Linked DNA regions of Homo sapiens: all the other regions are linked to region 3. A link is a contact called in ENCODE Hi-C or POLR2A ChIA-PET data. All regions are on one chromosome and are shown on one strand. The core of a region is the stretch at or near the end of the contact, and the rest is flanking DNA. Distances in the headings are between cores, read along the strand shown. Region 1 overlaps STOX2 (storkhead box 2). Region 2 holds the start of STOX2 (storkhead box 2). Region 3 overlaps STOX2 (storkhead box 2).

Region 1 (3,064 bases), core at 137-2,636, 57 kb before region 3:
AAGCAAAATGTTAACAAACCATTTGGAAATAAGTTGGTCTAATTAACTACACATCCAGCTAAAAACGCCTCCTGAAATTGGTTACAAAGTATCTGTAAACATTACTCTGGCATAGTTCATGTATGCATAATTGTTATTCTGATAAATTTTAGGGGAGTACAAATTCGGATTATACCGCACTAGCAGAATGAGCACATTCTGTTGTTTATTACATGGGCACATGTATATTTCTAATCAAAAATTATTTTAAAAGTTTTCTCTATACATATCTTCCCAGGAATAAAAGGCCTGAAGTTCAACACTCCCTAAATTTGCTCTTTCCTACAACCACTAAAAATTATCTCCCACAGCCTAATTTAGGCATTCTATTTAAAACTACATAAAATAGATTTATGTCCTTCCATTAGAAAGAATAACATCCTCAGGCCCTACTCTTCATTTGTATCACAAAGAACATTTTGCTTTTAAACAAACTAATTATTGTATCTATTAGAGTAAGATAGGGTCATCCTAAGTATCACAAGGAGGAAATTCTCTTCCTTCAATATTTGAGTAACACCTTTTACAAGTCCACATCACCTTTTCAATCACCTAATGCTGTGCCCCAGCCAGACTGGAAATTGCTTTCCTTTGTCCACTTCAGATTCAAAGGCCTATATTCCTGTTTGTGATCACGGAAGGTTAAAAAAATCAGACAAGCATCTGTGACACTTCAAAACAAAACCCTGAAAACATTCACTCCCAGTGATCTCCATTGCGACCCCTTCTCACACACTTCCATGGGCTCCTGCAAAATAGTGTCACGAAAACTCACAGTGAAAAATGACTGGTGCATAAACAATTCACACACAAAGGGCCGGGGTCCCTTCTAGTTAGTTTGGCATCTATTTCCCTCAAGGTGGACCCTTGCATTTGACATTTCGTGGTAGCTTAGTTTTGTTTTTTGTTTTTTTTTTTTAAATTTTTTTTGTTTTGTTTTGTTTTTTTTTTTTTGGAAGTGTCAAGGATCAGTTCTGTGGCACCGTTTAACCACAGACTGGGAGCAACACGCATCTGTGGCATTTTAAAATGGAATTGGCAACTGCATGACATTGAAAATGCGTATTACACTTACAGTGTCTAGACTTTCCTATGTGTGCTCAGATACAATTAGTGAAGCAAAAGTATACATATCACCCCTACTGTTACTCAGTTGCTACAGAGCCATAAATGTGAAAAGCAATACTCTGAAATAAAGATTTTTTGTTTTTTTGCCCTAGCCCTACTTAGCAGCACAGTTTAAGTAAACACAAAAACTGTGGTTGAGATGCTTGTCTTTCCAAAGATGTAAACATCAGTCCCAGTGTCGTAAACTTTGCTGTATCGAATGAGACAGAAGATCTGAGGCAGAAGGACAATCACACGCTAGTAACAGAAGCTTGCAAGCAGTTGGAAGGTTTCTGTAGCTTCTCAGCTTCATTTGTCGGGGGCTCCGCGCTCGCTCGGAAGTTGAAGGCTGGACCAGCTCCACCATGGGCCGGGCTCAAAGCGGGGTTCTGACGACGGTTACTTTCAACAATGCTTGATGTGTTGGAAGCCAGGCTCTCCCGAGTACTAAAAGAGCAAAAAGGGTTTGTTTTGTTTTGTTTGGAACATAAATAATTATAAATTGAGCCCCAGAGGAAGAGCAAATGATGTCGTTAATGGATTTCCTCTGTTGGTTCATAATGTCATATCAATATACATCTCGACTGATTATTCACATCTGCCTCTCCACCACTGGCTCCAGAAGCTTCCACAGACATGTAATAATCAGCAGCACACTCAGTGAATAAAGGGTTTTTAAATAGCTAAATGCACTTTGAAATGTCTTCTCCTTTTTTTCACACTCAACGAAACGACTTCAAAATTTGAGGTGATAGCTAGCTATCACAGTGGTTTTTAAAACAGATACTCATAAATACACCTAAGTCATGATTTCATTTCAGGCTGGAAATTCACTGGCATAGCCGCTCCTGAACACACTCGATAATTTTATCCTAATGATTCCATTTTCATTCTGGATTAGCAGATTTCGACTGTGGGGGACTTGAGCATGCCCTTTTTTGGGGGACCCTGGGCATTTGCCGCAAAGATGGGAATAAAATTCACTTTAAACGTTTTATTCCACTGTTTCAAAATTTAACACTTTAGTTAAAATACATTATATTTTCGATAAAGGAACTTCGATTTTTTTTTCCCATTCATTTGTTAAGTTTCCACTCATTTCTGCCCCACTTCGGCAGGATTGTTTTTGTTTGGATTTTTTGTTTTTGTTTTTGTTTTGTTTTGTTTTGTTTTTGGAGTCAAGGTCTTGCTCTGTCCCCCAGGCTGGAGTGCAGTGGTGTGATCTCAGCTCACTGCAACCTCTGCCTCCCAGGCTGAAGCAATCCTCCTACCTCAGTCTCCCGAGTAGCTGGGACCACAGACATGTGCCACCACACCCGGCTAATTTTCGTGTTTTTAGTAGAGACTGGGTTTCCCCATGCTGCCCAGGCTGGTCTCGAACTCCTGAGTGCAAGCAATCCGCCCGCCTTGGCCTCCCAAAATGCTGGGATTATACGTGAAGTATTTTCTTTTTAAAATAATTCGTATAGAATACAGGTGATTTAAAAGCTGTATTATTTTGCTCTCTCTTTTACTTTTTCTAAGTTAGAAACACTTGAATCTATTTCATTGCTTTAAGATATTTAGAACATTTAAGATTTCAAATGTATAGGGCAATGGCAGAAATAAGATGACTGGGCCAGATTGAGAAGAACTGAGTAGCTTTCCTGTGCCAGGGCCTCAATGTGGCTACAAGAAATGTATCAGCTACAGAGATTGAGGAAGCCAGAAGCATTCTCAAAACATCCACTGCATGAGGCAGAGTCAACATTTAGGAAATAGTCTCTGAGAGTTGGTCCCCACAACTGACTTAAGCCTGCTAGAGCTAGTTAACAAGTCAAACTACTACAGCGAAGACATCCTCTCCTCTCTTTCATTCCCATCCTCGGCTGATAGCATCTTTGAATCCTGTACTCTGACAGCCCTTTCCAACAGGTTA
Region 2 (2,763 bases), core at 81-2,580, 55 kb after region 3:
CCGGCCCTCCCCACGCCCCCCCACACCCCCACGGCGAAGGCTCCGATTTTACACACGTCCCACAATGCATTACACTTCATTTGCAATCCGCCCGGCTTATAGCTTCCAGATTCCTGGGGGGAAAGGCACGTTAGGAGGCTCCCCGGCCGGGAGGAGGCGGGGAGGGGGCGGGCGGGGTGGGGGCGCCGAGACTTGCAGCGTGAAGGCAATGGGAGCGCAGACAATGGCCCGATTCAGCGCAGGAGTGCTTGGCCAACTGGGAGCCACGGCACAAAAGACCCAAACAAATGAGGCAGCCGAGGCCTCCGGGGCTGACCCGGGATCGGGCGTGCGGGAGGCCGGAGGGGCGGCGGCAGACCCTCCGCGCCGGGCAGCTCAGCGCGAGGCGTGGGGATGACAGTGTCCGAGTCGTGTCCCCGCGGGCCTATCAGCCGCACGGCCCGCAGTCCCCGGCGCTGGCTGGCTCTGCCTCCGCTGCAGTCCCCGGGAGACAGTCTTCATCACAGAGGCTCGAGCGGGGGGCGCGTGTGCACAGGATCCGAGCAGGCTCTGCAGACAGCAGCTGCGGCGGGCGGGCTCCTGCGGAATCCAGGAAGAGCCCGCGTCGTCCCCGCGACTGCAGCGCCTCGTCAATCTTCCCCTTGCCGAGGCTCCGGGCGCTGTGCGTGCGCGCGGGTGGATGGCTGGGTGGGTGCGCCGACACGCATGTGCCCCCTACACATGCATGCTCCTACTTACTGGCCGAGGCGGCGCCGGAGCCATGGCTGCCAAGGACGCCGAGCCTGCGATCGACCCCCGCGCGGCGGCAGCGCTGCTCCGGCGCGAGCGCGCGGAACGGCTATTGAAGGGCAGGAAGCAGGACAGCCGCCCAGTCTCATGCTAATCACCAGGCTGCCTTAAGTTAGAACGCGGTTCCCATCAGGCTTCTCATTTTCATGTAAAACACCCGGCGGCGGCGCGGGGACCTTGGCAGCTGCCCCAGCCTGGAGCCAGCGCTTGGATATTTACATATTTTTAGGATGGTCCCTCCCGCTCGGAGAGAGACAGCGAGCCAGCCTTCGTGGGAACGGGGAGATCTGCGGTGCGCTGCCTGGCCCACCTGCGCCAACCCCAAAGGAAGCTAAAGCCAGAGGGAGGGGAGGCCACGGCGAGCTCCCCCACAACCGCACACGCCGGGGCGCCGGGTCCACGCAGCCTGGAAGACGCAATGCAAGTGGCCTGCAGCGCTTCCTCTCTCCCTCTGGAGTCCCGGTGTAAGTCACCGCCAGCCCGCTACGCTGCATTCAGGTCCACAGCTCTTTAGATGGCACGGCTCTGCACAGCTGTTTCTGGTCCAACAACCAATCGCTAAAGGACAACAATGCGCGCGGCGCGCGAGGGGAGGAGGGGCCAATGCGCCGCCCGGGCCTGGGCGCTGGGCCCGGGACGCGGGCCTGGGACCCGGAGGTCACGCCGAGTTAAAGGCGCCCAGCCACGTTGCTGCTAACCCCGACCACGCTTTGCACTGCCGTTCATTCAAAAACGGTTATCTCCTCGATTTGGGTTTTCAAAAATGCTTTGGTACAGTAAACAACGACAAAAATAAGCCCGATTTCCTTTTTCAGCGCTGCATTTGACATGTTGGTGCATTTTTTCATCTGTGACAATGCAACGTTCAAAATCATATTTATGCTGTTGTTTCATATTCACAGGTGCCAAGATGCAGAGACAGGGATATTAAATCTTTATAGGGATATGCTTCTAACAGGCTGATATCGCAAAAACAAGCCAGTGGATTCTAGCTGGTTAGGATTCAGGAAGTTCTAACACAATCTGTGCTATTCCAAGGCTTGAATTATTTGAGGGGGGTAGCAACTATCTTGAAGAACCAGGCAGAGCAGGATGGCGTTAAGCCACAGGCATTATAAAATCTAGAATTAGAGCTCTCCTCATTCAGATCTCAAGACCGCCCTCTATAACCTGTGGCCACTGTACTACCTCTTGGGATACCCAGGGTAAATAAATAAATAATCACTAAGTAGCCTATGGAATTTATATTTACATAATCAAAATGTATTACTGTCAACCAATTCACTAATGTTCTGTGGTTTTTATTTTTAATTGGGAAAGGCACTTCTAGTTCAATGTCTTCTTTCCTGTAAGAGAACTGCTAAGAACAGAAAGATTACAGCTTTAGAAGTTATAGAAGGCACTTTTAGTTCAATGTCTTCTTTCCTGTAAGAGAACTGCTAAGAACAGAAAGATTACAGCTTTAGAAGTTATAGAAAGCTAGCTGTATAAAGCAGGGATCCCCAATTCCCAGGCCATGGACTGCTTGGATATTTACCTACCCCACAGATATTTACGGACCCCGTGCAGCTTCTAGTCCTCGGCCCATTAGCAACCAGGCAGCACAGCAGGAGGTGGGTGGTGAAGCTTCATCTGTATTTACAACAGCTCTCCATTGCTTACTGGCATTACCTCCTGAGTTCAGCCTCCTGTCAGATCAGTGGCTGCATTAGATTCTCACAGGAGCACGAACCCTATTGTGAACCATGCTTGGAGGGATCTGGGTTGCGTGCTCCTTATGAGAATCTAATGCCTGATGATCTATCACTGTCTCCCATCACCTCCAGATGGGACTCTCTAGTTGCAGGAAAACAAGCTCAGGGCTCCCACTGATTCCACATTATGGTGAGTGTATATTTATTTCATTATATATTACAATGTAATAATAAAAGAAATAAAGTGCACAGTAAATGTAATGCACTCAAATCATCCCAA
Region 3 (3,135 bases), core at 67-2,566:
ATTTGGTGAACGGAGGTAGCTGGGCTGACGATCATCCAGCTTCCTCACATGCCGGTGGCCTGACCTCACATAAAGCAAGGTGGCTGGCAGAGTCCACCGTTCTATGCAGCAGCAGCAGCAGCAGCAGCAGCAGCAACCATCACTTGTCGTTCGATGTGTTTTTATTCTTTGTTTATGCTTTTAAAGGCTTATAAATTTTTATGAACTGTTTGAGGGGTAAATACATTGGGGTGGCAATATGACAGCTCGGTGAGCTCTGTCCAAAAGCTTGCTCACATGCTTCCCATTTGTGACACGATGAACCAGATAGCCCAACTCAACTATGGTATGTGTCCCCCCTAGCGACACATACCTTAGTTGGAGACACTGCCTTAACCTTTCCAGGGCATTGGGTTACTATTTATGAATGTGATAAAACATTCTCTAACCAACCGACAAAACCCTGGAGAGCATCCAAGTCGCTGTGTCACAGAGAACCAGGGGTAGGGCTGAGGGGTGTAGCTCATGTGTCTCTGTCACATCAGCACCTTGATGTATTTGTTTCACAAACCACCATAAACATTTCCAGATCTTTGCGTCTGTAAACACAGCTTCCCTTTACAGCTTTAAGTTGAAACTGTCAGAGCATTATTCAGCAGATAGTTTTGGAGCAATCAGATATTATGGTCAATTAATGAAAGACTATAATATCAATATTAGGATATAAACCAGCCAATTTCAAGGAATCTAAAAATGAACTAAACCTCCTGACCAAGCAAATCCGACACTCTTTACATCCCCCTTTATGGCCCTTACGACTCATTATAGATAAAAGGCTTTAAAAAGTAATCAATGCCAAAATATCCTCTAGAAATGAACAAGTTTGCTTACCCAATGTAAATGCACTTTAATGTATCATTTATCCACCAATAGATATTGTCACTGATGCCAGCAATCAAATGAAATGTTGACTCTGAGCAGAATGACTAATATGGAGGGTTATCTCTTTTTTTAGAATACGCTTGAGATTCTCTATGCAGCATACACACGTGTTAAGTTATCTATAATATACACATGCACATATAAAAGATTGAATAAAGGCAGCTGTAAAACTTCCTAACATGTTACAGTCGGTAATTAACGCAAATCGGAATGAAAACACTCTAGACTGCAGTCTTTTGGAGGCAGGAGCTCATGATCCCCAAAGATTCAGAAGCATTACCTCATTGCAGCCTTGAGACAAGCTGAGCATTCACTCTAGGTCTTACCCAGCATGCACCGGTTCACACAAAGACAACAGAGGCGTGACCAATCACATTGTGGCTAGCAGGCACTGTTTCAAAGCGCTCTCCCAATATTACCCATTGACATGCTTGCTGGCAGCCTGCTGAACTTGTCGTCATGACAACACATCCCAGCTGCTCACGGAGGCTTGTTATATTACTTTTCCTTTTCACCACTCACTTAGCTAATTAAAAATTTAGAACTATGTTTTGCATGTTGGATGCAAACTGAAACAATGCAGGTTCCTTTTTTCTTTTCTAGTCTCTATTTTTTTTTCCAATGGAGCTTTTAAAAATGCTGGGAAAAGCAAATTGAAGGACACTCCCATGAAGTCCCAATATAACCAATCAATAGAGAGACTGCATGTAGCTCCAGCCAGATGGAATTTGTCGCTAAACCTACTCCGCAGCAAAGCAAATCCAAATCATGAACATCACTGAAGATGTTCTTCCTGTTCTGAAATCTAGAAGCCAATTCAGCATAGATATTTATGTTGAAATATTCACATTATTCTTGGTCAAAATGTTCTTTCAATATTTTTATTTAACATGATTCTGATGTAAAACAGCTCTACCCATAATTCCACAATGCAAGCAGAGTAAATAAATAAATAAATAAAGCACAGCGAGAAGATCTTGTGAAAACTGCCAATATGGCAAGTATTAAAGGAGGTTCCTGGTAAAAAGCATGCCCGCAAACCTGACACATGTTTTAGATTTGATCACCAAAATGCACCACTGCGGGGGAAGGGGAGGAACGGCAGCCTTGCAGTGGAAAAACCATGGAAAGAAAATGCCAGCTTTTGTTTACCAAAGCATGAGAAATAAATTAAACCTCTCAAAGTGTTTCGAAGGCGATGGCTGCCTCACGAATATCACCTTTTTGAAAACCCCCCCTTCCGCCCTGAGTTAGACCTTCCTAACTGGCGTTGATACCAAAGGCATTCTTAGAATTCTAAGGTAAAAATTTGTCTTCAGATTTCAGATTTCCACATAACACATTTAACAGAGTAGAAAGAAAATGAAAATTCGAAGCTATGTTCATTGTAAATAAGCAGAGATAGGAGACATCAAAGTGGCTTAGAAAATCCAAGTGTTACAGCTGAGGGGAGAGGTCTGCACTAATTTCAATGAAATGAGAACACCGAGACATCAAAAACATGCTGAGAGAGCTGGCGTGCCTTCTGCCTCTTCCCAGGTTAGTCTCCTAATTTTTTTCAGTCTGAAATAATCCAGGACTGTCTGATTTGTAGCATTCAGTCCTCAAGCACAGTGCAAATGTATCCACAGAGAGCCTGGCCTATTCTCTCCAGAACTGCCCACATCCCTGAATTTTCAGGTCTACCGTCAATATCACTGAAAAGGAGTCCCACCCACTGAGAGAGTTAGGAAGAGAAACTTCAAGGAAGCCGTACAGAGTTCTAATTGCCAGTGAGGGATACTGGAGGAGTGCGGGCCCGGGACACCGAGGCAGACATCATGAGCAGAGCTACTTGGGGTGTTAAAGGTAAATACTGCTTATTCTCTGTCTTCTTACTTCAAGTAACCAACAGACGGAAGATCTAAGATGGGCTTTTCAGTTAAACATGGCAGACTGCAAACAGTGTCTCCCCAACTCTCACCAAAATGACAGTAGGTGGAATAGAAAAGGAGAAGAGAATGAGAGGGAAGATGAAAGCAGATAAGTCATGAAATAATTTTGGAAGTTGGAAAAGCAGATGGATGAGAAGTAGCTGAATTACAGGAGTGAAGAAAGTATAAATATATATACAAGAGGAAAAGCCAACCACAGAGGGTGGTATGGGTATAGTAATTCTAAAATTACTATTTTATATATATGGTATTTTATATATATGGTATATATGGTGTGACT

Evidence for each region. Hi-C counts contacts between places; a loop is a spot of excess contacts on that map. ChIA-PET counts read pairs that join two places held with the same protein, here RNA polymerase II (POLR2A). Pooled maps may share reads with other maps.
Region 1: a pooled map shows a loop between it and region 3 (2.6-fold over the local background). The contact joins two enhancer-like sites. A Hi-C loop is called at or near these places in 2 of 168 maps with a recorded cell type or tissue (both heart right ventricle) and 2 of 50 pooled maps. POLR2A ChIA-PET finds 5 or more read pairs at or near these places in 2 of 52 experiments (H1 and SK-N-SH).
Region 2: a map of dorsolateral prefrontal cortex shows a loop between it and region 3 (7-fold over the local background). The contact joins the promoter of STOX2 here to the enhancer-like site in region 3. A Hi-C loop is called at or near these places in 9 of 168 maps with a recorded cell type or tissue (Right ventricle myocardium inferior, cardiac septum, dorsolateral prefrontal cortex and 3 more) and 9 of 50 pooled maps. POLR2A ChIA-PET finds 5 or more read pairs at or near these places in 5 of 52 experiments (H1, HEK293T, Panc1 and 2 more).

What each region holds. Positions count from the first base shown.
Region 1 is chr4:184,015,618-184,018,681 of GRCh38, reverse strand. It overlaps STOX2 (storkhead box 2), which reads right to left. Exons shown (of 4, transcript NM_020225.3): 4 at 1-1,593. The coding sequence ends at 1,398. Among named protein-coding and RNA genes, the nearest start is that of STOX2, 110 kb to the right of the region's middle. RefSeq lists an enhancer at 995-1,494. Within about 2 kb of position 1,386, at least 4 of the 41 ENCODE cell types and tissues checked have a DNase peak (open chromatin) inside an H3K27ac peak, as active enhancers do.
Region 2 is chr4:183,903,874-183,906,636 of GRCh38, reverse strand. STOX2 (storkhead box 2) reads right to left here and starts at 1,330. Exons shown (of 4, transcript NM_020225.3): 1 at 1-1,330. RefSeq lists enhancers at 370-1,077, 1,078-1,787.
Region 3 is chr4:183,958,357-183,961,491 of GRCh38, reverse strand. All of the region lies in intron 1 of STOX2 (storkhead box 2), which reads right to left. Among named protein-coding and RNA genes, the nearest start is that of STOX2, 55 kb to the right of the region's middle. Within about 2 kb of position 1,316, at least 7 of the 41 ENCODE cell types and tissues checked have a DNase peak (open chromatin) inside an H3K27ac peak, as active enhancers do; they include dorsolateral prefrontal cortex and heart right ventricle, where a contact is called at or near this core.